Regions from separate parts of the Homo sapiens genome. Here region 1 is linked to region 2. Evidence: read pairs that join two places in POLR2A ChIA-PET (ENCODE). Cell type or tissue: A673. All regions are shown on one strand.

Region 1 (2,500 bases), 96 kb before region 2:
GCAACAATGGAAACAGAAGAAATTATTACATTGCTGCTGAAGAAATATCCTGGGATTATTCAGAATTTGTACAAAGGTTTGGCCAGTTTTCTCCTTTTTTATTCTCATTTTTCCATTACTGCTGAAAAAAGTAGCTACTACAATTCAGGGGGATAATTGTGGGCAAATTATACTAAGAACAGTGTGGTTCCCCTATTGCAAGTTGGCCTGTTCTTTTTCCTTTGTCAATTCCAAGATTGCTTCTTTACCTTAGATGACCCCTGGACAATATAAGAACAATCACTGTGAGAACTCTATAATATTCTGTAATTAAGCATTTTTCTGTGTCCTCTCCTCTTACTACCCATGTTTCTACTGACTCTTATTGCTCCAGGCAGAGCCCAACCTATCCATAGCTATATGCTAATCAATATGATTTAATTGAAGTTAGCCTCAAATCCAAACTCAAATATGATGTAGAAATCTCCTTTTTGCATTTACTTGTTTAGATCAGAATTTCTAAGAGATCCAAATCCCTTTTTTAAAAGAATATTTACAATTCAGTTTTGCTTAGGGGTAGAAAGCCATGTTGAACTGGGCTCTTTGTTCTGGGATGAAGATACAGAAAGAGAAGAGAGAGGAGGAAAGGAGCAAGGCTTAGTCAACTACAAATTCTCAGGGATATAGCATGATGACTGTGCATCAGCTGTCTAGATATGCCCACAGCTTTTACTAAAGCTGTTACACTAATCACTTAAAAAACCAAAGTGTAATTACAGTAGGCAAACACAATGTATGGTGTGACTTATGCATATGAGTTCATTAATCTGATGCCTGACATCTCCACATTAGAACTCTGTTTAAAACACCTTTTCCTATGACTTCCTATTTAAATGTTGCACTCAATACCACATGAGAACAACTAGCTACCTGAGTATTTCTAAGCAAGGCCCCGAGGGAGTGAGATGCAGGGCCTGTCCAGAGTGAATAGGGATGGAACCACCTTCAAAATCTTGTATTCCATTCAAGGCTCACAACCCACTTTTATGGCATTCGGAGTTGCTTTACCCACTCCCTTGTGTTCTGTGAGTTTGCATGTTATGCTCAGAGTCTGGAAAGATGGGATTAGTAGGGGAGGTAGACCAGAAGAAAGGCAGAAGGAGATTCTCTGTTGATGACTCACAGTATATAGCAAATATTATGGGTTTGATGGGTGAGTGTTTGGCTTGTTTCCACAGGCTTGGGAAATGTGAGAGTCAGTGGGAGAATTCGACATGCTTCAGTCCTAGACTGAGCCAATGAACTAGATGGAAATAATGTGCTTTATTTATTTATTTATAATTTGTAATTAAACTTTTTATTTTGGAACAAAAATAAAATAGATTCACATACAGTCAAGAGAAATAATACGGAGAGATCCTTTGGGTATCCTGAGTATTCTTTACCCAGTTTCTCCCAGGGGTAACATTTTGCAAATCTATAATACTATATCACAACCAGCACACTGATGTTGATACTGTCAAGACACAGAATGTTCACCATCACCATAAAAATCCCTCTCATTACCCCTTTATAGTCACATCTGCCTTCCTCCCACCATAGCCCTTCCTTATTCCCTGGCAACCAGTAGTCTGATCTCCATTTCTATAATTTTGTCATTTCAAGAATATTACATAAATGGAATCAGGCAACATGTAACCTTTGGGGACTGGTATTTTTTCACTCAGTATAATTCTCTGGAGATTCATCTGGTTATTGCATGTATTCCATTATATGGGTGTACCCCAGTTTTTTTGTTGTTGTTGTTTTATACACATTTATGGTGTAAACATGATGTTTTAATATATTTATAAATTGTGAATTGGCTAAATCAAGCTAATTAACCTATGCATTACCTCACATACTTTTTTGTGGTTAGAACACTTAAAATGTACTCAGCAATGTTAAAAATTCAGTGTGTTGTTATTAACTACAGTCACCATCTTATACAACAGATCTTCTAAATTTATTTCTTCTAACTGAATTTTATCTTTTGACCATTTTCTCAATGCTCCACCTCTGTATCCCTTTGTTAACCACTGTTCTACCTTCTGCTTCTATGAGCTCAATGTTTTTAGTTTCCACATTATAAGTGAGATCCTGCAGTACTTGTCTTTCTGTGCCTGGCTTATTTTATGTAACATAACGACCTCCTGGTTCAGTCATGTTGTCACAAATGGCATTTCTTCGTTTTCTTTTTTTTAAATGCTAAATAGTATTTCATTGTTTATGTAGATCACATTTAAGAAATCCATTCATTTGTTTATAGACATTTGGGTTGCTTCCCTATCTTGGCTAATGTGGCTAATGCTGCAGTGAACGTGGGACAGCAGATATCTCTTCAACATACTGATTTCATTTTCTTTGGGTATATACCCAAAAGTGGGATTGATGGATCATGTGGTAATTCTATTTTTAATTTTTAAAGGAACCTCCCATACTGTTTTCCATAATGGCTGTACTAATTTACACTCTCACCAAG
Region 2 (2,500 bases):
GCTACTGAAGGCCCTGTCACTTACATCACTCACTACCCCTAATAAAAATGCCACCTGAGAAATTACTTTAAAAATTAATGCGAGGATAACAAGTTTTTCCTGAGGAACACTCGTGATTTCTTCTTCCTCGTGCAAGAGCTAGGTATTGTAGTACTGTATTTTCTTTTTAAAACTGGCTGCTTAAAACCTGAAGCTCTACACCATCATAGGTGTCAAATAAAAAAGCACTATCCTGATTTAAAGGTTCAAGAGAGGAAGTTTTCCCAATGAAGGGTGTTGGCACTTTTGCTGGATCCGTTTACTGCCTGGCTTTTTGCCATAAAGGTATCTTCAGAAACTGAGCAAACTTAGGGTTAGCATATTGACTTCCTCTTCGTCTGTATTTACCATTCACATCAATGTTACTGCAAGCAGCCTCAGATCTGTTTGAGAATAAGTTGAGTATAAATTTAACCACAGGCAAATTTTATAACTATGTCTATTACTGTTAATAAACCAAAATGTACTTTTAGTCTTTCTGTGAAGTGATATTAACAGTACAGAATATAAGTGAATATGAATATGAGAGACTTAAAAGAACTTTTATAACAACAGAGCAAATTAAAGAGCATTTTCCTTGTGTATGTGAGTCAGTTATTCTTTGCTTTAGCACGGCACATGAGCAGAAGATGATTATTCTTATCGCTAATCATCAATACTATTTATATACCTTAAATGGAGGCTTGGTGTTTAGCTTCCTTATTTCTTAATTTTTGCTTTTGATGTTAAATATTTTTGTCTGGATGAAGTACAGCTTCTGCTATTAATCTGCACTGAGAAAAGCTAAAACTATAGGACATCTTAGTAAATGGCACTTAGATTCAATGATATGGGTAGATATTTTCAAGGAGTAATTATTAGCCAATGAGGCACCACTTATAAACAGAGGGTTTTCTTATTGATAATTTAAAAAGTAAATTATGTTTGTTGATTTCTCAAAAGCTAAATTCTGATTCATTTCGTTTCTTTTCCATAATTTATTCCTATTAAATCCTTCTTCAGTTAAGGTCGATCACAAGACTTCTAATCACATACTGAGAAAACAAAAGCATCACTGCAGGAAATCCCTTTAAACTTTTGCCTTATGGCAAATGGACATATGCTCAAAGGTGCTGAACACATGAAATAAGGCTGTAAAAATCTACTAAACAAATGAAAATAATTACATTGCAAATGCTTTTTTCCTTAGAGCACTTGTTTTAAGAAATGTATTTCTGGAATACAAGCTAGAAGTGGTTTTGTCCTGCTGCTGAGGGTTAAAGGCAAACTTAAGGTCTCCAGCCTTTGGTGTGACACATGAGAGCGAATAACAAAAAGAAGGTCTTGAGTTTTTTGATAGTTAGGCATATTTTCATTATAATGGTATCCAGATATGTGATATATCTGATATATAATACACATATAGACACATATATGTCTCTCTATATATTTGTATATAGGTAGATTTTATTATATGTGAAATCTGCATATAACTATAATGAAAGTCTCAACTGTTACCTCAATAACCTTTAACCTGACTACAATATTTAAAAGTTCAATCTCACTACCAGAACACACCCTGACACTTCTGATTCTATTTTGCTTTATGTTTTGCATATTGTTTGTCAACTTCTATCATATGACTTAGTATGTTTATTATTTATTGTCCTCTCTCTCCATTGAAGAGAATTTTTGATTCCTTAAAGAAAATATTTCTCACATGATCAGTTTTTTAATTTACAAAATATCTCAATGTCAATGTACCCATTTCAAATATATGTGTGTTAAACATTACAATTATAAAGTCTTTGTGTTCTATAAATGAATGTGCATTAACAATAGCATGTACAGGTGTAAAATTCAAAAAGTAATCTACTTAAAACATCTCACCTCTTTTCTTTCCCTTCCTTTCAAGTTATCACATTCTACTTTCTGGACTAGAAATTCAGAGATCTGAGCTTATTAGAATAAAGTAAATCAAAGGACTGTGAGAGATTTTCACAAAAATTGCTCAAACTTAACTCACAAAACTTTTTAATGGCTTCATATTATTGTTTTCAAGACATTTGTACTTTTTTTTTGCAACTGGGTTCTAGGTGGTTGAAGTAATTGACTCCTAAGGAATATATTAGTTTGCTGATATATTCCAAATATATAAAAACAGTGTTTTGCACATATGTTCTGAATAACTATTTTTAAGTGATTTAAAATTTCATGAATCTATGTAGAATCTAAACATTTTTTATAAAGTGTGTTACTTTGAACAGTTTTATAGGAGATGTGCATGGTCACATGTTCTCAATTCCTGGCACTCAACTTATTTAAATTTTCTTCTTGGTTACCTACATTAAATAAATATTGCTTTTCTAAGTGAAATCATTTATTCAAAATGTAGAGAGTTGCCCAACTTTATACTGTTCTCTTCCTCATATTGTTTACTTATTTATTTCTATACATAGTATAGTAAATGATGACAGATAAT

Evidence for each region. ChIA-PET counts read pairs that join two places held together with the same protein. Peaks named below come from ENCODE experiments on the same cell type or tissue, not always from the same donor. Only the 100,000 strongest peaks of a DNase experiment are listed, where the experiment ranks them.
Region 1: POLR2A ChIA-PET joins it to region 2 with 5 read pairs; 2 of 35 experiments call an interaction of 5 or more read pairs at or near these places.

The regions. Positions count from the first base shown.
Region 1 is chr1:169,537,870-169,540,369 of GRCh38, reverse strand. F5 (coagulation factor V) reads left to right here. Exons shown (of 25, transcript NM_000130.5): 13 at 1-76. Among named protein-coding and RNA genes, the nearest start is that of F5, 47 kb to the left of the region's middle. RefSeq lists a silencer at 1,083-1,283. In A673, no CTCF peak of the experiment used is centred here; a DNase peak (open chromatin) is centred at 1,169.
Region 2 is chr1:169,441,950-169,444,449 of GRCh38, reverse strand. It overlaps a transcript of CCDC181 not described here. Among named protein-coding and RNA genes, the nearest start is that of CCDC181, 16 kb to the right of the region's middle. In A673, no CTCF peak of the experiment used is centred here; no DNase peak of the experiment used is centred here; H3K27me3 peaks cover 940 bases.